2 separate regions of the Homo sapiens genome follow, and region 1 is linked to region 2. A link is a loop called in an ENCODE intact Hi-C map of the cell type or tissue named here. Cell type or tissue: heart left ventricle. All regions are shown on one strand. Each heading gives the region's core, and the rest is flanking DNA. Links, peaks and the distances in the headings are about the cores only.

What was found. Hi-C counts contacts between places; a loop is a spot of excess contacts. Peaks named below come from ENCODE experiments on the same cell type or tissue, not always from the same donor. Only the 100,000 strongest peaks of a DNase experiment are listed, where the experiment ranks them.
Region 1: a loop joins it to region 2, with 2.1 times the contacts of the local background. A loop is called at or near these places in 19 of 110 quality-filtered maps.

Annotation. Positions count from the first base shown.
Region 1 is chr11:121,408,482-121,424,479 of GRCh38, forward strand. No RefSeq gene overlaps it. Among named protein-coding and RNA genes, the nearest start is that of SORL1, 36 kb to the right of the region's middle. In heart left ventricle, for the core only: no CTCF peak of the experiment used is centred there; a DNase peak (open chromatin) is centred at 8,970; H3K27ac peaks cover 1,130 bases.
Region 2 is chr11:121,332,396-121,342,853 of GRCh38, forward strand. No RefSeq gene overlaps it. Among named protein-coding and RNA genes, the nearest start is that of SC5D, 45 kb to the left of the region's middle. RefSeq lists a silencer at 5,244-5,333 and an enhancer at 5,914-6,063. In heart left ventricle, for the core only: no CTCF peak of the experiment used is centred there; no DNase peak of the experiment used is centred there.

The DNA.
Region 1 (15,998 bases), core at 6,087-11,086, 82 kb after region 2:
AGTGCAATGGTGCGATCTCAGCTAACTGCAACCTCCACCTCCCGGGTTAAAATGATTCTCCTGCCTCAGCCTCCTTTGTAGCTGGGATTACAGGCATGTGCCACCACGCCCGGCTAATTTTTGTATTTTTAGTAGTGATGGGGTTTCGCCATGTTAACCAGACTGGTCTCGAACTCCTGACCTCAGGTGATCCGCCCGCCTTGGCCTCCCAAAGTGCTGGGATTACAGGCGTGAGCCATCACACCTGGCCCAGTCCCGCAAATTTCTACCAAAGACAAATCATAGCAGGACAAATTTATTTGTAAAATAAGTTTTTATCTTATTATACTTGGCCTGGTTATTTGCATAAAGTGCAGCAAGAATAGTGATTGACCATACAGGCTTTTCTCAAATTGGCTTTGTGGAAACATTTTCATAAGAAATCTCAGATTAGACTTTTAAAAGCCTTGAGGCTATAAAACCAAGGCAAGGATTTGTCATTAATCATTGACTGTCTGCAATGCCTGTATGAATTGGGTAAATTCTTCTCTTCTTGAGGTCCCAAAATAACTTGAGGTTCCTGGGCACGTCAGAAAGTAACACTCGTCACTTACCACAGGTCAGGAACCTTGTGAAGAAACTGTGTACCTTGTAAAGGTACCTTTTCAGTCAAGGTACACAGGTCAGGAAACTTGCAAAGAAACTGGGTTTTTTATTAGCTCTATAAAGTCAACTTCAATTCCTCAAAGCAATCTGGTCATATCTGAAAATATTCCATTCCAGTCAAATCCTCCAAAAGAATACAGATTCATATTGAATGTACGCAAATAGCTGTCTTGTCCTAAATTAAGAATAATCAAAAAAGTTTCCAAATTCTGGAGATATCAGGTAGAAAGAAAGATAAATGCTTCAAATTTTGCTCACGAAGTATACTTTACCCAATTTCTTGTAAGCTATAAATAGCTCAAAAGAAAAGGGTTTTTTTTGTTTTTTTTTGTTTTTTTTTTTGTTTTTTTTTTGTTTTTTTTTGACTCTGGAAATCAAAACATAAAAAGAATTAGCTATGTATCAAACAAAAAGTTTTTTAGTCCTTTCTTAGTTCAGCCCCATGTAATTAGCTCTTGTTCTGCTTGATGTTGGGTTAGCAATCCTCATGAGCACATCAGCTTTTTAATTAGAATCCTGGAAGGTTTTTTTCCCTAGTCCAATGGTATGATATCCAAAGTTAGAAAACTGTATTCAGGAGACCTTCCCTGAATTTCTTTCAGAGAAAGCAAATTTTGGACCGTAGTTCATTATAAACTGCTTTTTTTAAAAGAAGAATCAAAGTAAAACAATAATTGTCTATGAGTGACAAAAGTTTTAGCCATAAATACAGACACAATTGACAAGAACATTTCGTTGTTTTATGGCATGCAACAATTGAACATAATAATTCCAATTATTATTGATAATGTATACCAAGACACATCAGAATTTTAGGAAATCATACAATTTGGAGCACATATTAGTAACATATTTATACAAACATAACCCTCCAAAAGTTAAACACCATTTCTTATTTAATAATGCTTTCCATATGATTTTAACATACCAAATAAGCGTAATATGTCTCTCTTGGATGTCTAGGGGCCCTAACATTCAAAAAGTTAGTTTGAGGTCAAAAAGAATGAATTTCAGATCTGAAATTTTGATTTTGGAAAGTTTGTCAGATATTAAAGGTTTAAAACACTTGCTCAAAATAGGATCACAGCTCACTGTGAAATAATAGTGATTCATGTAGCCAAAGTGATGATTCAAAGATTTCAAAAAGCAAAAACCTTTATTCTTTGATGGGAAGGAATACAGCTTTCAAAACAATCATAAGACCTAATAGAAACCATTAGGCAAACAAAATCTCTCTCTCCCTCTCTTCCCTCTACCCCACCTTTTTTTTTTTTCAGTTTACGCAAAAGTACACCAAAAAATATTTTACTATCCCTTAATACTACACAAAAATCTTGTTCAAAAGAGAAAACCTAATTCTACCTTTGTATCAGTGTATTATTAATGTTACAGCTAATTTTAATAAAACTTTATAGGCTGGGCACAGTGGCTTATGCCTGTAATCCCAGGACTTTGGGATGTGAGGCAAGAGGATTGCTTGAGCCCAGGAGTTTGAGGCAAACCTGGGAAAAACTCCCCCTTTGCCCTCAGAAGTTTCACTGAAAAATCAACTCACAAAAGGCTAGTATTACAGTAGGAAAAAAAGGCATACAGATGTATTTGATCACAGTTTTATATGACATAGGAGCCTTCAGAATGAAGACCCAATCCTCCAATGGGGTGCAGAAGCTTCTATACCATCTTGAGGTTAGAGAGAATGCGGCTCAGAGCATGACCCAAAGCAGGTTATGATGGTAAATATGGTGATGGTGGCCAGGCACGGTGACTCACGTCTGTAATACCAGCAGTTTGGGAGGCGGAAGTGGGTGGATCACCTGAGGTCAGGAGTTCGAGACCAGCCTGGCCAACATGGCAAAAACTCATCTCTACTAAAAATACAAAAATTAGCCGGGCATGGTGGTGCGTGCCTGTAATCCCAGCTACTAGGGGAACTGAGGCAGGAGGATCGTTTGAACCTCGGAGGCAGAGGTTGCAGTGAGCCAAGATCGTGCCACCGCACTCCAGCTTGGGCAACAGAGCAAGACTCTGTCTCAAAAAAAAAAAAAAAAAAAAAAGGTGATGGTGGCAAGAGAAGTCCTGGGAAGGAAAGAAGAAGAGGCCTGGCCACCAAAGGTTGTCTTGTATGGAGATGAAACCTCACAGGTAGCAGTCTTCAGAGAGAATAGATGGTAATGCTTCTTTTCAGACCTTTAAAGATGTCAGTCTCTCAGTGAATCTTTCCTAGATCTGGGCAAAGGAAGGCCTGGCTGCATCAATGCAGATTCTCTGCAGATGCAAATCTCCCTGAAAATTTCAAATCTGAAATTTTGATTTTGGAAAGTTTGTCAGATACTAAAGGTTTAAAACACTTGCTCAAAATAGGATCACAGCTCACTGTGAAATAATAGTGATTCATGTAGCCAAAGTGATGATTCAAAGATTTCAAAAAGCAAAAACCTTTATTCTTTGATGGGAAGGAATAAGACAGCTTTACAGGGCCACTTCTGTTTGCTGGCCCTCTGACAGCCATCTCAAAATATGTCAAAGAAATATTTGGAGGTAAAATATTTTTATTTCTTTCAAAGCTTATAGGATAGAATTTTAACATAAAAATCAATTACATTTCTACGTATTAATAATGAAAAATTGAAAATGATTTTTAAAGTAATATATATATAAAACAGTGTAAAAAAATCCATGGGTATGAATTTAATGAATGATGAGCAAGACCTCCACACTGAGAAATTAAGAAAGGCCTCACTAAATGGAGAGACAGACAAGAAGAGTTGATAATGCTCCACATGGAGGACGCTGTAGGGAAATGGCATTGCTGTACATTGTTCTTGGTTACTTTTTCTAAATAAATGTCCTAATGATTACATAATTATATGATAATAATAATAGCTACCACTTTTTAGTGCTGGATGTGACTGACAAATTAACTCCCTATAAGGGCAGCTCTGAACTTGGCACTTCTCTGCTCAAAAACTCCTTTTTATTCATAGGCTCAAGGACTAACTATTATGGCATTCACAAGCCTCCACTATTGGCTCCAAACTCCCTTGCCATATTCACCTCCTACATTTTCCCTCATATACACCTTATACTCTAGCCACACTGGATTCCTTGCCATTTCCCAGTTTAAGATTTTGACCTTAACGCCTTGGCTCATGATATTCCCTGCCTTTAGCCAACTCTTCCCCTTCCCTAACCAGTCATCTCTGGCTGGGGCCTGGCTCCCAGTACCTTACAGAACTTAGCACACTGTGGGGCACTTAACATATTTCCAGTGTGGTAAATAGTTGCGAAATGAATAAGAGAAGTGTGGTTCATTGACCCCAATCCCAGAGGAAAGGGTAAATGGATGTGTGTGATTCTGAATAAAGACAAATGGGGATAATGGGGATAAAATGTCTGTTTAAAAAGTGCAGGCAGCTTGGCGTGGTGGCCCACGCCTGTAATCCCAGCATTTTGGGAGGCTGAGGCAGGTGGATCACTTGAAGTCAGGAGTTTGAGACCAGTCTGACCAACAGGGTGAAACCCTCTCTTTAGTAAAACTACAAAAATTAGCCAGGCGTGGTGGTGTGCACCTGTAATCCCAGCTACTTGGGAGTCTGAGGCAGGAGAATCACTTGAAACTGGGAGGCAGAGTTTGCAGTGAGCCGAGATCTCACCACTGTACTCCAGCCTAGGTGACAGAGTGAGACCCTATCTCAAAAAAGAAAAAAAAAGTGCAGGCAAATCTCCTTATTTGGCAGGCCTCTTTGAAACAGATTGTGATAATGAGTCAAAGCCACAATCATCCCAGAATCCCCCCCAGTTCTGGAGGATTCAGAGATATTTAGTAATTCTGCATTTATGTGTTTTTTTCTATTACTTACTCATAGAATCACAACTTTTTTTAATATATAGATGATCAGCAAAGCTTTTAATTGATTTATTGATTGAAGTATCTTCTATTATAGCCAAAAGAGAGTTTTGAAATCATCTAGACAAGGAGCCTCAAATGAGTTGTTTTAAACTGGTCCAGTTGATACAGGGTGTTGTCATGAGACAGGGTAGGGATGGAGCTTGGCTTCAGCTCACCCCTACTACGGCATTCTTTCTTGCATTCCACCGTACTAGTCAGTGTTCTCCACAGGGGCAGAACCAATAGGATACATGTGTATATATATAAGGCAGAGTTTATTAGGGAGAATTGGCTCACACAATTACAATCATGAAAACCCATGATAGGTCGTTTGTGAGCTGGGGAAGAGAGAAGCTGGTAGTGGCTCAGTCTGAGTCTGAAAGCCTCAAAAACCAGGAAGCCAACAATGCAGCCTTCAGTCTGTGGCCAAAGGCCAAGAGACCCCGGAAAGCCACGGGCGCAAGTCCCAGAGTCCAAAGGCTGAAGAACCTGGAGTCTGATGTCCAAGGGCAGGAGGAGCGGAAGGTGGCATCCAGCATGGGAGAAAGAAGGAAGCCAGAAGATTCAGCAAGCAAAGTTATCCCACCTTCCTTTTTTTTCTTTAACTTTTTCATTTTTATTTTTATTGTTTTTTTGAGACAGGGTCTTGCTCTGTCACCCAGGCTGGAGTGCAGTGGCACGATCTCAGTGCAGTGGCATGATCCCAGCTCACTGCAACCTCCACTTCCCACGTTCAAGTGATCCTCCTGCCTCAGCCTCCCAAGTAGCTGGGACTACAGGTGTGCACCACCATGCCCGGCTAATTTTTGTATTTTTAGTAGAGATGGGGTTTCACCATGTTGGCTAGGCTGGTCTCAAACTCCTGACCTCACGCCTGTAATTCCAGCACTTTGGGAGGCCGAGGTGGGCAGATCAGGAGGTCAGGAGTTTGAGACCAGCCTGGCCAATATGGTGAACCCACCTCTACTGAAAACACAAAAATTAGCCATGGATGGTGGCACACTCCTGTAGTCCCAGCTATTCAAGAGGGTGAGGCAGGAGAATTGCTTGAACCTGGGAGGCAGAGGTTGCAGTGAGCCGAGATCGTTCCACTGCACTCCAGCCTGGGTGACAGAGTGAGACTCCATCTCAAGGCAAAATAATAATAATAATAATAATAATAATAATAATAATAATAATAATAATAATAATAATCCCTAACAGCTTTTTTTCAGAGAGCCAGCTGGAGAATCCTTTTGCCTCTGCTATCTCCCTTTGGCTGTCTCTCTTGTGCTCTAGCACAAGCCCCAAAATAGAATCCTTGTCCAGGAAACCTGCTTGGCCTTATGTTAATTTTCATTACATGGGGAGCCACAGCCTCTTGGCCTGTAACATATTCAGGATGGCTTCATAAAGGAACAACTAGTGCAGTTGCCTGGGGCCCCACACTTACAAGGACCCATGCTTGGTTCAATGTTCTACTATTGCAGTCTTGAAATTCTTATTATTTTGAACAAGGGGCCCTGCAAATTATATAATCAGTTCTGTGTACATCTCCTCATGTTCAGCCTTCCTTCCCTCCATGTACCTCTCCTGCAGTAAGACAATTCCAATGTCTGGAGGCAGCTGGAAAGCATTGCATGTGGAACACTGGAGGTTGCATCTTCTCACCCGTCCATCTTTGCGGATTACTTCTCAATTTCTACTAGGAAAGCCTGGAGACTTCTGAGATAGTCCAAGTTCCCCATTTTACACATAAGAATACCAAGATCCAGAGATGCAAGTTCCTCCAGCTACCACTTAAATTATTTAGGTATCCTTTTCCAGGTATCTTACATTGCTATTATACCAAATAAAAATTATAACAGGCAACACTGAAAGAGAATGAGGTCAGAGAAATTAATGATCATGGCAGGATATGGGATCTGGACCTGTTTCTATATAAGACAGAGGCTGGTTCGAACCGTAGGCAGAATTCCTGAGCTCTCTCACCAGCAACATTTTCACCTTCATCTCCATCTCAACATCGCAGACTTTGAAGAACTAAAAGGATCTTTGAGGTTACATTCCTAGCCCAGGAGTCCTTAAAAAGATAACATCTAAGTCCTGGGATTCTTAATTTTTGAGTGGAGGCCTGTTTCATTTTTGGGACACCTTGGTTATTAGAAAGTATATTCTCTTTATAAAGAACAGAAGTCAGCCTCTCCATAAATTCCAACTACAGCAATCAATGGCCCTACAGGATGACAAACAATAACTCTCTCCACCTAAAAGCTTTTCGGATAATTGCAACTAGCTTTATATCTACCACCCCTTCCTCTAGGCTGTTTTGTTCTTTTTCCTAGTTGAACACCCAGTTCTCTACAATGTCCCACAGTGATGGAGTTTCTAAACACCTTCCTATTCTTATCTCTCATCTGTGGTGATCCTCAGAGCCACTAAAAATCATTAGGTTATAAAATGAAAAGAAAACAAAGCAAAAGTATCATGACAGTTTAAAAATGTGCTAAGTAAAAAAATCAGTAATTATAATCCCAGCACTTTGAGAGGCTGAGGCAGGAGGATTGCTTGAGCCCAGGAGTTTGAGACTAGCCTGGGAAATATGGGGAGAATAAGTGAGTACCACCTTAAAAATTTCGTAATTTTAAAAAAATTAGCTGGATGTGATGGCACACACCTGTGGTCCTAGCTACTCAGGAGTCTGAGGCAAGAGGATAGCTTGAGCCCGGGAGGTCAAGGCTGCAGTGAACTGAGATCGCACCACTGCACTCCAGCCTGGGCAACAGAGAAAGACCCTGACTCAAAAAAAATAGTCAGTAATAAAGTTCCAGGACTGGAAAGACTGTGACCAGGATTGTAGGGAAAGGTAAGTATGTAAGTCAAGGCTTTCTGTTGCAAGTGATAAAACCCATTTGGGACTTTCTTAAACAAATAACAGAATATTTTCATCCCAGAGCAAAAAGCCCTCTCCCCCTTCAGTTCCAGCTGGAAAAGGGCTCTGATTAGTCAAATTGGGTCACTGCCAATTCCTGGGTGGGGAAGTCATAGTTGGGTAAGAAGAGGAAAGAATCACCCAGATCACACGGACAGAGGAGGGAGCAGAGTATCACCAGGAGAGAGGTGAAGGTGTGGACATAGGCAAACAAACATAAAGGTGCCCTGCAGAGAGTGAGCCACAAAGTCAAAGACAAACACTAAATATTTTATTCAGTTATTGCACATTTATTTCTTTAGATGGGGTCTTGCTATGTTGCCCAAGCTGGTCTCAAACTCCTTGCCTCAAGCAATCCTCCCACTTCAGCTTCCCAAAGTGCTGGGATTATAGGCATGAGCCACTGTGCCTGGCCTTCTAGGGATTATTATTTAAAAAAAAAAAAAAAAAAGGAAGGTGTAGAGAGCACTCTAATATTCTAAGAATAGAGTTGTTAAGACAGCAGCAATGCTAGAAAAAAATTTTAATTGGCTAATGAGTAATATATATACTTTTTTTTTCTTTTTTGAGATGGAGTCTTGGTCTGTTGCCCAGGATGGAGTGCCAAGGCATGATCTTGGCTCACTGCAACCTCCGCCTCCTGGGTTCAAGCAATTCTCATGCCTCCCAAGTAGCTGGAATTACAGGCGTGTGCCACTACACCTGGCTAATTTTTGTATTTTTAGTAGAGACAGGGTTTCACCATATCGGCCAGGCTGGTCTCGAACTCCTGACCTCAGGTGATCCACCCGCCTTGGCCTCCCAAAGTTCTGGGATTACAGGGATGAGCCACCACGCCTGGCCTGATAGTTTTTTTTAAGGGAGATAAACAAGTAATGAAGAAACAAGAAAATGTTGAGTGCATTGATTTTTTAATTGATATCTAGTAAGAATGCAATTTAATATTTTGTGATGGGAAATAATTATAATTATTTAAATACATTTTAAAATGTTATAAAATCTGTGCTAATAGTGACTTGATATCTATTTGAAAAAGTGCTTTGAAAATTAAAACAGAATCAACTTATGATTACATGACAGTGGAAAACTATTGAGGCATTGAACACCTGGATGAAGGGTTCTCCTGTGCTGGGGGCTGTGGTCCTACTGCCTGGGCGGCCATTCTAAGGAAGAGGCACACAAGAGCTCATGCTGTGGGTGGACACGCTGGCTACATTTCTCATACACTGTTTTCTTGAGCACTGGGGAAACCCAGAGGAGGACACTTCATTTGTCCAATTAAAGATGGGATTTCATTGAGTGCTGCCTCAGAGCCCACAGACCACAGGCCCAGATGCATTCACAGCTGCCCAGAGCCAACAAGGTGGCTAGAATGTCAGCAAGAGGGGACACCGGGTGGTTCTAGTTTCCTTGTGGTTGGAGTCTGTTGAGTTAACAGCCCAAATCTGACCACACAGGCTTGGAACAGTGTGCAAGGGAGCAACCGAGAGGAAGTTAGCCAATGTTGGATCCGGGCCAGTCAACTTCTAAGAAAACGTGCCAGCAAGGGGCAGGGCCCTTGCCGAGAAGAGCTGGGCTCCTCTGGCTGTTTCTCATGGAGGCATAATTCAGTGGTGAAACCAATGCTCCCACAGGCCCCACACAAATGCTTCCTGCCCCTCCAAGCCTACAGAGCAATTGCTTTGCCTGAGGCCTCTCAAGTTGAAGGAAGATCAATAAGGCTGTCTGATAGATAATTGTGACTTGGAGCTCTTTGGATAGCTTGTCATGTTCTCTCGGAGGGCTTTGGCTTTGTTTATACAAAATGGGAAAAGGCTGTTAAACATTGAAACTTTTGATATTTTACTTTCCAAGAGGAACCACTATGGGCATTTAAAAACTCAGTCAGCAAATATTTATCAAGCAGCTTCTATCTGCAAAATACTGTGCTAAACTGTTGCAGATTCACAAGCGTGCTGTAATTAAGTTGTACACATGAGATTAACTATTTACAAACAATACACCTATGTTTATATATCAAATGAGTATTGTCATCTTTAGAACAATTATTTCAGGAGATAATACTCTTTTTTTTTTTTTTTTTTCTGAGATGGAGTCTTACTCTATTGCCCAGGCTGGAGTGCAGTGGTGCAATTTCAGCTCACTGCAACCCCTCCTCCCGGGTTCAAGTGATTCTCCTAGCTGGGATTACAGGCACACACCACCACGCCTGGTTAATTTTCGTATTTTTAGTAGAGACGGAATTTCACCCTGTTGGTCAAGCTTGTCTCGAACTCCTGACCTTGTGATTCTCCCACCTCGGCTTCCCAAAGTGCTGGGATTACAGGCGTGAGCCACCACACCCGGCCTTCAGGAGATAATATTCTTAATCCAATGGTGTTATCTGCGTAGAAAGTATTTTTAGAACATCTTTTCTTTGGGCATCACCTCAGAGCCTATGGTTCATTCTTTTGAATATGTTCAATGTTGCGAAGCCACTGAGAGTAGAGGCAAGATAAAATTGAGGAATATATTTTCTGATTTTAAAAAAATAAGTCCACACAAAAACATATGTGAATATTCAGAGTAGTTTTATTCATAATAACCCTGAACTGGAAACAACTCCAATGTCCATGCCTATGCAAAATGTGATAATATCCATACAATGGAATATTATTCAGCCCTAAAAAGAAATGAGGTACTCATACATGCTACTGAGGTAGATGGACTTGTTTTCCAATCAGACCCTTCTGATCAAAACAGGATGTAGCAGAGGAACTGGCGGAAACCAGCAGATGGTGACGAAAGCAACCTCTAGTTGCCCTCACTGCTCCTTAGCATAAAGACACTCCCACTAGTGCCAAGACAGTTTACAAATGCCATGGTAACGAGTGGGAAGTTGCCTTACATGGTTCCAGGAACTTCCCCGCCCCTTTTCGAGAAAATTCTGAATAATCCCATAATTAGCACTTAGTTAAGAGTAGGCAAAAATATAGCTGGCCAGCAATCTGTGACAGCTGTGGCAGCTGTTGCTCCTGCTTGGGACTGCAGCTGCTGCTGCTGCTCTAGGCTGCTCTGTTTATGGGACAGCACTGCTCTGCCTATGGAGTGGCCACCTTGCTGTACACTGCTGCTCTGGGCCACTCTGTCTACGGGTTAGCCCTGCTCTGCCTACGGGTTAGCCCTGCTCTGCCTATGGGTTAGCCCTGCTCTATGGAGCAGCCATTGTGATGTACACTGTTGCTCTAATAAACTTGCTTTCTTTCACTGTCAGCTGATTCTTGAATTCTTTTCTGAGTGAAACCAAGAACCCACCAAGCTAAGCTCCAGTTTTGGGGTGCATCTGCATCACTACAACATGGATGAACCTTGAAAACATTATGCTAAGCAAAATAAGCCAGTCGCAAAAGATCATATATGATAGGATTCCATTTATACGAGGTATCCAGAAAAGGCAAATCTATGCAGACAGAAAGTAGACTAGTGGTTGCCCGGGGCTAGGGATGGGAATAGGCGATGGAGGTGTTCTAAAATTGGATTGTGGTGAGGGTTGCATACTTGTGACTTTACTAAAAATCATCTAATCGTACACTTAAAGTGAGTGCATTTTATTATATGTAAATTATACCTCAATAAAGCTTTTTTGAAAAATGAAATGTGGCTAGACATGGCTCACTCGTGTAATTCCAGCATTTTGGGAGGCCAAGGCGGGCAGATCACTTGAGGTCAGGAGTTTGAGATCAACTTGGCCAACATAGTGAAACCCAGTCTCTACTAAAAATACAAAAATTAGCCAGGCATGGTGGCTCATGCCTGTAATCCCAGCTACTTGGGAGAATGAGGCAGGTGAATCGCTTGAACCCAGGAGGCGGAGGTTGCAGTGAGCCCACATCGCGCCACTGCACTCCAGCCTGGGCAATAAAGCAAGACTCTATCTCAAAAAAAAAAAGGAATATGATGATTATAAAGTATAAAAAATTGATTTTGGGGTGACATATGAACCAATTCTAAAGGCAAATGGAAAGGGTTAGAAAATTCTTCCCTCTCAGAGTTCTAAAAATCAGTTGAGCAATAGCAGCATCCTGAGAATGAATGTGCATCGCCTCCCAGGGTGACTGACAGCCAAGTCTCATTTACACACAGTCTGATGGGCACTACTCCAGTAGCGCAGTAACTATTCCAGAGCTATTGCCTTTCCCGAAGCTTACAGTCCACTGGGGAGATAAGAAATATAAAGATATTGACATCTGTCGATAAACAAAGTAAAATAAGTCAGCTCTGGTCAAATTGGCTTTTAAAACACTTTTTGCTCCTTTTACAGTGTGAGTTGATGGCACAGTAAGAGATAGTGGGGCTTTCCTTTTCATAGTCAGTTTGCAAAATCCCTACATAAAGGATTTTAAAAGATCAGTTATGAGGAGAGAAAATCCCCAGATGAGGGACATACTGTTTTTCCTCCCTCCCAAATTCCTCACTCCCTGAAATACCGCTGTGGTAATGGGAACCTTCCACTTGAGTCCTTTCGCCCCAGGTCCAAGAGAAATAACACCATGATTGATATTGCATTTTCAAAGTCACTGATACATAAAAATAACTTCCTAGCTATTGTCTAAATGAATGACTGCATTTTAGATTTCAGCTGACACAGGTCTGAAATCCCTCTCTTTGGTTTCAGTCCCCATTTCTCTGTAGAGCTGACGTTGGCAGCTTGAGGTTTTTCTTTAGTGGTGCACCAGTGACATCTCTCTCTTGCTACCTCTGTTTCTTGTCTTGGATTTTCTTCTCTAAAATCCAGAATGATTTTCCTCTTGCACTCTGCAGGATAAACCCATGCAATGTGGCTATGACATCAAACTCCATGCCAGGATGTGGAAGTGGGATTAGGAACATACAGGTGAAGCTTTGTATGATTTTGAAAGGTTTAGCACAGCAGGAAACTGGCCTTGTTACTCAGATAAATGCTAGTGACCTATCAAATGCAGGATTAAGTTTTTAAAATTTGCTCCCAAAGGCAATATGGAAAAATGGAGGGACTCAGGCTGTGGTTATAGTTCTCCTGAGGAATGGACAGATGTGTGCAGATATGTGCTGCAAAACCAGATTGCCTTTCCATGCCATTGAGAGGCCTCTTAAGGAATGTCTGATGAATATTAAGAGAGAACTCAATAAATGTGCATTGTGAAAAAGAGTTACTTAACACATTATAGCCATCTGAAGCCTAATATTGAATTAAAACGCCAAGTTACCAGTCACTAAAGAGGGGAGTCCAGAGTACAACAGTTGGAAAACTAAGCCAAAGACTTAGGAAGGTGCTACTGAATGTTCTCACTGTTATTGTGATCAGTGGCTGAGCACCTGGCAATTCCAGGGTAGGCCAGTAGGTCTGCAAAGAGGGGAGCCTTGGTGCTTAGTTTCTAAAACTTACCTGGGAAGCAATTGTGAATTAATCAGTCATTATAATCCATGAGCATACAATATTTCATGGCATTGTGGTGAACTGTTTTGTGATTGTATCAGCTTTGGGATGTAAATATTTAAAGAACACCAACTGTATCCACTTCATCTCAATTGCCAGTATTTAGTGTAGATTCTACAAAGATGCGTACACAAAATTACCTGATTTTGCTGACTTTATACAGGTCAGTAAGCTCAACTGAAAAGTTAGAAAAAACACAACCTCTTACTTCAATAAAATAAATTACGGTAGCCAACAGTGCTTCACAGATTTGTCATATGAGTTAGCAGTAAAAAATATCTCTCCCTGATGACTAAGCCATGGACTCAAATCCCCCTGTCGGTCACCTCTTTTCTAATTATCATTAAGCATGACTTAGCTGGATGAACCACGGCTCAGGAGGAAGCATTAAAGCTCAGACATTGACCATGACAACTAGGGTGGAAATGTCTCTAAAATTGGGCAGTGGCCTGAATATATTGTAGGTCTTCTTTGAGAATTATCAGAGGCAAGAGGAATTGAAGCAGCACCTAAAAGGAAATGAAGGGTTAGCCTGCAGCCTACTAAGGATGGTAGCAAGGAAAAATGACACTCAAGAAGAGCAAATAGTTCTACCAACAACCAGCCAATATCAATTTTCCAGGTCTCAGAGGCTCAGAGAAACATGGACCAAGACTGTATGAGCAAAGAAACCATATCTTAGGCGTGGCAAAGAGAAAATTAGGCAAAGATCAAAGGGAAGGAAGAGATTTTTGACTCAGAGAGAGGGAAAGGGGAGAGAGAAGTTTTGGTGGGTGTCTTATCTGTCTGTATATGTCCATGGTACCTAGCATATTGCTATAAATGTAGTCAAGGGTCAATACATGCTGTTTGGTTGAATGGAATGGATAAGATTTTTGGTAGTTGAGAAACTTTGAAAGAATGATGGATGCTTTCCCATTTTTCCTAAATTGTGTCCCTGATAGCAGAATTTGCCACCTGCAGATATTATATCTCAAGCTGCTTAGGGGTGAAATGGCTTACGTAAGAGATACTTGATATTTTTTGGCTTAGGCAGTTTTTATTAATATGTACATACACTTATGTCATTATTCTTGATCTTTTTTTTTTTCAAACAAAGTAGTGTGTGGGTTACATGCTATTAATCTTGATTTAAGAAGTCATTATTTTCCAATAATAAGTTTTTTTAACGGTGCTAAAATATACATAATATAAAGTTTACCATCTTAACCCCTTTTAAGTGTAGAGTTCAGCAGTGTTAAGTATATTCACATTGTGCAGTCTCCAAAATGTTTTCATCTTGCAAAACTGAAACTATACCCGTTAAACAACAACTCTATTCCTTCTGCCTCCAGCCTCTGGCAACCACCATACTACTTTCTGTCTCTATGGACTTAGTTACATTTGATACCTCATATAAGTGAAATCATATAGTATTTGTTCTTTCTGTGACTGGCTTATTTCACTTAGCATAATGTCGTCAAGATTCATTCATGTTGCAGCATGTGACAGGATTTCCTTTCTTTTTTTAGAGACAGGGTCTTGCTCGGTTGCTCAGGCTGGGTGCAGTGGCATGATCATAGGTCACTTCAGTTTCCAAATCTTGTGCTCAAGCAATGCTCCTGCCTCAGCTTCCTGAGTAGCTATGGCTACAAGCACGTGCCACCATGCCTGACTAATTTTTTAAAATTTTATAGAGACAGGGACTCACTATGTTGCCCAGGCTGGTCTCGAACTCTTGGCTTCAAGCAATCTGCCTGCCTCGACCTTCCAAAGTGTTGGGATTACAGGCATGAGCCACCATGCCTGACCAGATTTCCTTTCTTTTCAAGGCTGAATAATATTTCTCCGTTTGTATATAGCACATTTTGTTCATCCATTCTTCCATCCATGGACAGCTGAGTGGCTTCCACCTATTAGCTATTTTGAATAATGCTACTATGAACATGGGTGTACTAATCTCTCTTCAAGGCTATGCTTTCAATTCTTTTGGAATATATACTCGGAGGTGGGATTGCTGGATTATATGGTAATCTTATTTTTTAATTTTTTGAAGAACCTCCATATCGTTTTCCATAACTGCTGCACCATTTTACATTCCCATCAAGATTGCACAAAGGTTCCAATTTTTCCACATCCTCACCAACACTTATTTTCTATTTTTCTTGACAGTAGACATCCTAATAGTGTGAGATATTGATCTATTTCTTATGCTTCACTGCAAACTAGCCAAGGTTGAAACTCTCTTCATTTAATAGGAACAAGGAATGCAAATGGGACTCGTTAGTGGGTCCTCAATAAAGGTAGAAACATTCCAGTGGCTCCCCATCTCACCCACAGTCAAATCCAAATTTCTTATAATGACCTTCTAAGGCCCTATAAGACCTGGCCCCCACTACCTCTCTGGCCTCACCTCCCACTGTGCACCCCTCCATCACTCCACTCTACCCACACAGGCCTCCCTGCTGCTCCAGGAACAAAACAAGCAGGGCCTTTGCACTCATAGTTCCTTTGCCTAGGATGCCCCCAGATATGCAGGTGGTTTACTTCCTCACCTCCTTCAGCTTTCCAATCAAATGTCACCTTATCAGAGAGGCTTTGACTAACCACCATATATACAACAGCAAACCACCTCCTACACATTCACACACACTGTCTCTTAATTCTTTACTCCTCACATCGCTTTATTCATAGCACTTATCACACATGACAAGTCTGGCACATGATTGGTATCCAACATATATCTGTTGAATGAATGAATCAATGAATCAATCAACCAATCAGTCAAAGATAAAGCACACATTCCCTTTTGTTCTCAATCTTGCTTTTCTCTCAGTTCATCCCCAGAATTCCCCCTGGATAGAAGAAATTGGCCACTGAAAGACATACAAACCTGTTCTGCAAAAAGTTACACACCCCTGCCCCTGATGGTTCTTCTCCTGAGAACCTTCATCTGAGTCAATGGCACGATGATCTGGAAGCATGGAGTCAACTCTTATCTCTCCCCCTGATGCCCTACTCTCAGTGCATCAGCAAGTCCTACAGTGTCAACCTCCAGAACATACATGACGGTCCCCTTCTCCAGACTATTCTCTCAGCCACTATTCCCTCTCATTTAG
Region 2 (10,458 bases), core at 1-5,000:
TGCACTACCCATGAAGTAGTATAATGTTATTTTCAAGTGGACCTAGGTATGGCAATGACTTTTTGGATATAGCACCAAAGGCATGATCCATGAAATAAACAGTTGATAATCTGACTCCATTAAAATGTAAAAACTTCTGCTCTGTGAAAGACAATATCAAGAGAATGAGAAGGCAAGCCACAGACTGGGAGAAAAATGTTTGCAAACGACACATTTGATAAAGGACTCATCCAAATATACAAAGAACTCTTAAAATTCAACAACTAGAAGATGATCAATTCAATTAAAAAATAAGCAAAAGACCTGAACGGACACATCACTAAAGGACATATAGAGATGACAAGTAAGCATATGAAAAGATGTTCAATATCAGCTGGGCTCAGTGGCTTATGCCTGTAATCTCAGCGCTTTGGGATTCTGAGGTGGGAGGATAGCTTGAGGCCAGGGGTTTGAGACCTGCCTAGGCAACAGAGCGAGACTTCATCTCTACAAAAAAAAAAAAAAAAAAAAAAAAAAAAAAAAAATCTGGATGTGTTGGCACATGCCTGTAGTCCTAGCTACTTGAGAGGCTAAGTTGAGTGGATTGCTTGAGCCCAGGAGGTCGAGGCTGAGCCCTGTCTTAAAAAAAAAAAAAAAAAGAAAGAAAAAGAAAAGATGTTGAACATCATATATTATTAGAGAATTGCAAATTAAAACAATGAGTTACCACTACACGCCTATCAGAACGGTCAAAATCCAAAACAGTGATAATATCTGATGCTAATGAGGTTGTGGAGCACCTGGAACTCTCATTCATTGGTGGTGGGAATGCAAAATGGTACAGCTGCTTTACAAGACAGTTTGGCAGTTTCTTACAAAACTGAACATAGTCTTACCATGTAATCCAGCAAACACATTCCTTGGTTATTTGCCTAAATGAATTGAAAACTTAATGTCCACATGAAAACCTGCACACAGATGTTTATAGCAGCTTTATTCAGAATTGCCAAAACTTAGAAGCAACCAAAATGTCCTTTGGTTGGTGAGTGGATAAATACACTGTGCTACATCTAGACAATAGGCTGTTGTTTTTCCGTGCTAAAAAGAAATGAGCCATGAAAAGACATGGAGGAAACATAAACACATATTACTAAGTGAAAGAAGCCAGCCTGAAAAGTTACATACTGTATAATTCCAACTAGATGGCATTCTGGAAAAAACAAAACTATGGCGACAGTGAATTATCAGGGGTTGGGGCAGGGAAAGGTGAATAGGCACAGCACAGAGGATTTTGAGGCTGGTGAAACTATTCTGTACCATACTATAATGGTGGCTACATGTCATTATACATTTGTCAAAACCCATGGAATATACAATACCAAGAGTGAGCCGTAATATAAGCCATGAACTCTGGGTGATAATGATGTGGCAATGTAGGTTCAGTGATTGTAACAAATGCACCACTGTGGAATGGGATGTGGATAGTGGGGGAGGTTGAACATATGTGGGGGCAGCAGACACATGGATACTCTCTGTACTTTCTGCTCAGTTTCGCTGTGAACCTAAAGCAGCTCCAAAAAATAAGGTTTATTAATTTTTTGTTTTTAAAAAAAGATAAGCAGCCTGCCTTGGATTTCCTCTCTTTCACCTTCCCACAAGCTGAAACAGACATGCTCTCAGGTCACATTGGACCATGCTCAGCCGCCAGCCTGGACAATTCACGTTGGGAGTGTGTGTAAGAAAGACAGGGGCTACGCTTTTTGTTATAGCAGCTTAGCCTTTACCTTAAGCTAGAATAAATGAGTGAATGGATGCATTTGTACTACACTCTAGCTCAAAAGGGCATTTAAGGTAGATTACAATCGTTTGTGAGGCAGATCACAATATAAAACTGCATTAAGAAGAAACAAGTGAATAAAACATTATATACCAGGAACCGGGTAGTATGCAAAAGCATCTGAGACTAGATAGTTACCGAATTTAAACAATGAGTTTAATTCTGAAATGCCTGGAAATTAAGGCGAAAAGAGAACAACCACTGCCCCCACTCCCGCCGCCCACCCTCCCTTACTTCCCCTTGGTACCTAGTGTCTCAGGTACATTGCAACTCTGCCAGCCCCTCTGAAATTCCAATTTCTGACTGCTGCTTCCTGGAGAGGAGAGGAGGCAATGAGGTCAGCACTTCAGAGAATAAGAGTTGAAGCCTATAAAGCTGTGAGGAAATTCTGTTAATTATCGAATTGTAACTTTTCAGTAGAGGAAGTCACTTGATCTTTTCAGCCGACTCTGGGAAAAGCAACACATCTATTTAATGCTGACCTTAGATCACCTCTTCATTCAGTACAATCGTTCCTCACCTCCCCAAAGAGACTTGCTTGCTTGGGAAAAATCAGCCTCTAGATTGCTGGGAGCTTTGTGAGTTTTTCTTCCCTCTCTGCAACCTGGTTCTTCAAGTTAAAATAAAAATCACAGCCCTGGGAGGAAAGGAGGGCACATAAATAAGGTGGCTGAAGCTGATGAAAGGGACTCTGTAAATAAGGGGACATTTTATTTGCCAAGTTGCCATAATAAAACACAGGTTTCCGAGTGTTTATCTGTTAACAATTTTAATAAAAAATGTTTCTAATACATGCACATATATAACATTTTTAGAAAATACATAGAAAAACAAGAAAGATAAACTGATTACCATCCCATGAAAACCACTATTCATATTTCAGGGTTCAGCCTTTCTCTGGGTCTCCCCACCTCTGACAGTCTCTCCATCCCTCACTATCTCTCCCTACCTCTTTCTCTGTCTTGCTCCCTCTCTCGTGCAGAACTGGAATCACAAAGTACATAATGTTCTGAACTTGATTTTTTTTCTTCGTTATTTGGAAGAAATATTTTTTCATTTTTAAACACACACAGCCATGAGAGGATGATGCGGCTCAAAGCTCTTAATTCAGGAGTGTGTTTATGTGTAGCCCAAATACTTATTGAGTGCCTACTGGGTACTAAGCTCTATGCTGGGCCTTCATGTGGTGAGAAAGACCTGGTCTGACGGAGCTTACAGTCCAAGGGGAGGATGGCTGCTAAATGATACCCAGCAGAGAAACTGCTTCTGCAAAGTGCCTGCCTGGATACTTTGCTGGATGGTGTTGGCCCAGAGCCAGCAGCTTTAGGGCTGCCTGCGGAAGGTCCCCACAACTGAGGTTTATTATTATTATTTAGTTTGCTGGTGAGACACACACAGAGTCTGCACAGCATCTGGCTGCGGGGTGGATTATGGTTAGCCAAGGGTTCCTTTTTATGGATGACTGCGGTAGTGAAGTTGCAGACTTACCTCCAGCCTCCTCAATTTCTGATGGGAGGCCTGAGTCTGACAAATAGTCCCGTGTCCTCAGTCCCCATCACTCTAGCCCCGTTGGAAGCTGGCCATTGCTTCTAGGCACCAGCCCGAAAGAGAGGAAGACTAATACTTTTCAGGCTGCCCAGCCATAGCCTGTAGAACAGGGGCCAGGGGAGGGCACAAGAGAGAATTCTAACCACCAGCCCACTGATGTCCACCTCTGATGGCCAGTGGAGATGAGTGAGCATCCAGGGCTGCAGGACCTTCTTGTGTGTGTGCTTGGCCCCACTACCCCTTTCTTCTTTGTAAGGGGCTCAACACAGCACCATACACAACTTCAAAACTTGATAGGGTAATTTTTATCTTAAAAGAAATCCTGAGAAGTAAAGGTTCTGAGCTTTGTAGAGAAAGTAAATAAAGTGTAACATTCTGACCCTCAGAGCTAAAGGGGTTGTTATAGAGCTATACCAGGAGCTAGCCTTTAATAAAACCTCCCTTGAAATTGTGTTAGATGTACTAAGTCCCGCTTTCATCTAATGCTTCCTCTTTGGGGTATTAGCCAGGTTGAGGATAAGCAACAGATGCCCACAGGCTTCCCATAAAGAATGTCAGTCATTGGACCTGAGTTGCACTGCTGACTATTCTCAGGCTTGTGGTCCACCACAGCACCTGATTCTTTTCACCTAAGTATGCAGCCAGCTCTTTTCCTGCATTTGTGCAATTGAGTTACTCTACTTGCATCTGTCCCAACTGAACAGCATATGATGGTTTCTGACTTACCACTTCTCCAATATAATGGACCAATTGAACCACAAAGAATGCCCAAATGGCAGCTGCCCTAGATTAATGGGTGTGTGTGGGTATTCTCCCTAAAAATAATGAGAGCTCATGTCTGTGGGGGCTCTGCAGTGAGAGCAATAATTTCAAAGCTGGATATCAGCAGAAAAACTAATGAGACCATTTAAAGTGTGTGTTAATGTGGTATGTGTGTAAAATTAACAACCCTTTGATAGCTAAGCCACAAACACCCTCCTGAGGTCAATCTGGAAGTCACGGCGAAGACTGGCTCTGTGGGGCAGTGTGCCAGATGTGAGTAGGAAGGCCCTGGAGCCCGGAGATGACCCAGCTGCATCTTAAAAATTAATATTGTGTTAAATTAGCTCCCATGTAAATGCCATTTTGTAACAGCTGCCTGGCCTATTCGTGGGAGCAACAGCAGTCGGGAGCACACGGGGTCCCACTTCGAGACCATCTTCCTCCTTTTGATTAATCAGTACCAAACACTAATAGCAAAACTACCACCTAAATAACACCTGTAGCTACCACTTATTGAGTGCTTAGTGTGTGTCACACTCTGCACTAAACGCTTTGCACACGTGGCTTGTCTAATTCTTCCAACATCACTGTTGAGTACTGCTGGCGTCCTATTGAACAGATGTAGAAACTGAGGCTCTGAATATGACATGCCCAGGCTCACAGGCAAGTGGGTGAGCTGGGATTTATTACCTGGGTCTGACTGACTCAAACAGGTCCCATAAAGCATGTCAGTCATTGGAACTGGGTTGCACTGCTGAGTATTCTCAGGCTTGTGGTCCACCACAGCACCTGATTCTCTCTTAACTTGAAGAGTGTTCATCCTTTTTACAAATAAGTGGTGAGCTTCCTTCACAGAGATGTGTGTATTGTGGAGGTAGTGGATGGAGGGGTGTTTCTCTTGCAACCAGAGCCCAGAAATGTTGTTTCCAATCAAAGGATTGATATCTGTTCTGCTGGAAGGCTGGGTTGGAGGCATCTGCATTTTGGTTTAGAAGATCTACTCCTAACCCTGCTGCCAGCAACAGAACATAAGGAGAAGAAGGAAGCTCTTGTTGAAAGGCAGTTGAGGAGTAGGAAAAAAGTCTTACAGAAATGAATCATCTCCACAGGACATCTGAGCATCTGTTCATTGCCCAGCACTTTCTGAACTAGTCTGGACCAGAGAAGAGGCATCTGTGACTTTATCCAAATGGCCTGGTGTCCTGGGGAATGGGAAGCCACCTATACTGGCCACGCCTCCCACATGTATTATAACTCCACCACCTGCCCTCCCCTCTTCCCCATTCCAGGGACCCCTGAGGGGTCAGCAGGGATGCCCTGCTGGAGTGTGTTCCCCAGGGCACCTTGGGGTGAAGTCCTGATACATACTGTCTCATGTTGCACAAGTCACACTGAAGCCAGCCTCTGCCAGCAGAGAAGTGAAGGCCTTTCAGAAACTATCAGAAATCCAGCCAAGAAATCCATCGCGTCCCTTTGAGAGGGGAAGAAAGAGAGGCAGTCAGTTGACAAGGAAGGAAAGCTCCTGGCAAGAAGCATAACCCAACTCCCAGTCCCAGGGTAGAAGGGAAAGAGAAAGAATTAAGAAAGAAATAGTCAGCAACTTATGTTCCTTTCTATTTTCACAAACAAGATCTGCTGACTGACCTTTCAGATCAGCTGGGAAATGATACCGCACACGGAGCATGCAAATAGGACCCACTGTATTTCCCTGACACTCTGCGCCCTGCCTGCTCCAAGACCCCAGAGAGACCCTGGGGACGCCTCAGTTACAGTAGAAAATCCCAAATGAGCACAGCCTGGCTGGGGAGCCAAGATGGGGCCAAGAATCAAGATTCAGTATCAGGACGGCTCTGGGGCCGTGGCTAAAATGTGTTCTGGGGCATGAATCCTGGTTGCTAAGGTGACAGGCCCAACACCTCATGCTAAGGACAGGACGATGCCCGCTGTGCCTCAGTTGGAAAAGGGGCTTGCCAGTGCCAGATCCCAGGAATGCAGGCCACTCAGCTCCTCCCTCTCTTGAAAGCATATAAAGGGCAAATGGCCCTCCCAGCCACCAGATAAATGTCTGTTTGTCCTTGGGGTGTATTTCTTTTTTAGCAACCTGAACCATCTTCGTCATCTTCAAACTCCAATGCTATTCAACACCCTCCACAATCTAGCCGAAAATTAGTCTTACAGTCCGCCCTGTGAAATAGCCGATCTGAACTGTTCACCGCTCTCAGACCTCCCACCAAACTTGCCATGTCTTTGTTCGAACCATTCTCCGTGCCACGCTTGCCCACCTCCTCACCTCCTTTTAGCTAATACAACCCTACCAGTCCTCCAAAGACCCGCTCGAATGCCACCTCTCTGACGATGCTGTCCCTCATTGTTCCAGCCACAGGTTGTCTATGAAATTTGGGCAGCACCCCTCCTGTGGCTCCTCCCACATACTAGTATACACAGTGGATATTTGTGCGGTTCTCTCCCTTTACCATATTAAAAGCTCCATGTGTTTAGGAAACTGTCTCTTATACTGTCTGTCTCCTGTTCCCTTCATCAGCTAATCCAATACAATGTCGCTATTCCCTTTTCATTGTTCTATCTCATTCCAGCTCCCACCCTTTAAATATGGTGTTTCTCGATCCTGCTCTGAACAATGATCTGACTTTTTTCTGGCCTGGTAGCCTCTGCAGATTCTGGTATGTTTAGAACTACACTTTGGAAGCTTAGTCTGAGGGCATCGCCTGGGAAGGAACGGTGTTGGGGAGAAAATTGGTCCACAGTGTTGCACTGTGCATTCAGAGAGATGTTCATATAAATGGTGCCCCATGAATCATGCAACACGGCTGTGCAAAACAGAGAAGAAGCTGAAAGATGAGTGAAGGGGCTTTTTCAACAACCGAGGCAAAAATCAAATGTAACCCCGGGAAATGGGAAGAAGAGAACAAGTACAAGTGACACCGTAAAGGAAGAAGCAATAAGACATGAGACTCTAAGGGTCCTTTGCTATTTCCTACTTACCTATTATCCATCCCCCCACACCTCTTCTCATACAGAATTCTGATTGCTCTTCCTTTGAGGGACCACCTTTACCATTCACAGGCCATGTGGCTTGAGTGGTGAATGTGATCACCACTGGCCAATGAGATCACCATATCCCCATGAGGACAGGTTTGGAGTAGGCATGTAACCTAAGTCTGGGCAAATAAAAGTTTTATCTGGGACTTTTTTTGTTTTTTTTGTTTGTTTGTTTTTTCCTTTTTAGGCTAGTGTAGCCAAGCTAGAGAACCTTTCAAGAATGAAAAAAAAAAGAAAAAAAAAAGACAAAGACAGCCTTTCCAATCATGTGAGCCAGCCTATTTTCTTTTGGCTCAAATCAGTTGGACTGGATTTCTGTAACACGCAATTGAGAGTCATGGCTAACCTAAGAACTGCCAGATTTTGGACATATGGGAACTGAAGAGTCAAAAACGCCCTGATATTGGGGGATCTGGGAGGAAGGTGATTACCACCATCAATTGTCCAAAGTACAAAAGACAAAGGGATAGTATAAATACCAATATTTAGAAAGCAATATACTACATGAGCTGAAACTCATATAAAAATTTCAACCAAGATTGGTATGTTCAGAGCAAAAAAGAGAAGGGAGGGAAAATGATATATTTTTAACAACCAGTGGAAAGTGAAATTAATTCAGATGCTATTGTACTTCTGCTTTCTTTAGGAAGTGATATCTTCAAACTGAAAAGAATAGTACAAATGCCATAAAAAGAGAAATGAAGGTGAAGATATGTGACAATCTAGTAAAAGAGAATTTACTCACTGAAAATGTGTTCACGTTCCCAGGCCCGTTTGGACAACGTCCTTGAGCACTGGAGGAACTTGAAGGTGTGAACTCAGCATCACTCCAGTTTTCTGTCATTGAAAATGACAGAAAAGAGGAGAGAGAGAGATGCCAAAAGACAATGCCCCAACTTTGAACAAGGGAAAGGGAGGTAGCTTCTGAAAACCTCACACTGAAAATCTAGACATCAATCTGCAGCAAAATTCCAGAGTTGATTATTAAACAAGCGGATGTGAATACTTTAAAAATGAATGCAGTGGTCACCAGAAACTAGTGTGATTATATGTATAAACCAACATCATTGCCCTAGTCTTTTTTTTTTTTTTTTTGAGACGGAACCTCACACTCTCACCCAGGCTGGAGTGCAATGGCGCAATCTTGGTTCACTGCAACCTCCGCTTCCCACGTTCAAGCAATTCTCCTGCCTCAGCCACCCAAGTAGCTGGGATTACAGGTGCCTGTCACCATGCCCGGCTAATTTTTTTTTGTATTTTTAATAGAGACAGGGTTTCACTATATTGGCCAGGCTGGTCTCCAACTCCTGACCTCAAGATCCATCCGCCTCGGCCTCCCAAAGTGCTGGGATTACAGGCGTGAGCCACGGGGCCCAGCCGACCCTAGTCTTTACAATGCCCGAAAAACCCTTCATAATTTGGTGCCTGTTTACTTCTCCTTCTTGGTCCCCTATCACTCTACCCACCTAGTCCACCCCTCACCCCTATCCCCACCCACTGCACACACATACAAGCTCTCCCTCTGCTAAAGCCACCTTCATTCCATTTCTATAATGCACCAAATTCATTCTTTCCAAGGGACTTTGCTATGATGATTCCTGAGGCCTGGAGCCCTCATTACATCCCATTTCAGCATAGCAAGCTACTTCTCACCTATTAGATCATCTCAATACTACCTTCTCAAAAAAAGACCATTACTATTCAGCCATTAAAAAGAAGGAAATTTAGGCCACTGGGGTGGCCCACGCCTGCAGTCCCAGCACTTTGGGAGGCCGAGGTGGGCAGATCACTTGAGGTCAGGAGTTCAAGACCAGCCTGGCCAACATGGTGAAACCTGGTCTGGTCTCTACCGAAAATACAAAAATAAGCCAGGCATGTGACACGTGCCTGTAATCCCATCTACTCAGGAGGCCGAGGCAGGAGAATCACTTGAGCCTGGGAGGTGGAGGTTGCAGTGAGCTGAGACCACGCCACTGCACTCCAGCCTGGGTGACAGAGCAAGACTCTGTCTCAAAAAAAAAAAAAAAAAAAAGAAGAAGAAGGAATTTCTGCAATATGTGACAATATGGATGAACTTTGAGGACATTATGCTAAGTGAAATAAGCCAACCACAAAAGGACAAATACTGCATAATTCCACTTATACAAGGTATCCGAAATAGTCAAATTCTCTAGAATCAAAGAATGGAACGGCGGTTGCCAGGGGCTGGGAGGAGGAGGAAATGAAGGGTTACTCATCGACAGGTGCAAAGTTTCAATTATGTCAGATGAATAAGTTCCAGGAACCTGCAGCAGAACATTGTACCTATGATCAACAAGAATGTATTATATGCTTAAAAATTTGTTGAGGGTAAATCTTGTGTTACAATAAAATAAAAGGCTTTATTAAAATAACTCCCATTCACTCTTGATTCCACAATATTATTTTATTTTCTTCATAGATCATATTCCTATACAAAATAATCTTATTTGCTTGTTTAGCACTTCCTAGAACTGTCCTGTCCAATTTGGCAGCCACTAGCTACATGTGGCTATTGAACACTTAAACTGTGGCTAGTCCTAATTGAGATGTGCTGCAGATGAAATACGCACTGGTTTTCGAATAACAGGTTAAATGCAAAATGCCTCATTAATAAATATTTTGCATATATTCAGTTAAATGTAATCTATTATTAAAATTAATTTTATTTGTTTCCTCACTTTTTGTAATGTGACCATTCAAAAAATAAAATTACATGTGTGGCTTCCAGTATATTTCTTTGTTCTTTTTCTTTTTTCTTTCTATTTTTTTGTGAGACGGAGTCTTGCTCTGTCACCAGGCTGGAGTGCAGTGGCGTGATCTTGGCTCACTGCAAGCTCCGCCTCCTGGGTTCAAGCGATTCCCCTGCCTCAGGCTCCCTGGTAGCTGGGACTACAGGCGTGCGCCTCCACACCCGGCTAATTTTTTGTATTTTTGGTAGAGGCGGGGTTTCACCATGTTGGCCAGGATGGTCTCCATCTCCTGACCTCATGATCCGCCCACCTCGGCCTCCCAAAGTGCTGGGATTACAGGCATGAGCCACTGTGCCCGGCTGGCTTCCAGTATATTTCTATTGGACAGCAATGTCCTAGAAAACAAAAGGCTTTTTCTTCTTCTTCTTTTTTTTTTTTTTTTTTTTGAGACACGGTCTTGCTCTGTCACCCAAGTGGGAGTGCAGTGGCATGATCTGATCTCAGTTTTCTGCAACCTCTGTCTCCCAGGCTCAAGTGATCCTCCCACCTCAGCCTCCCAAG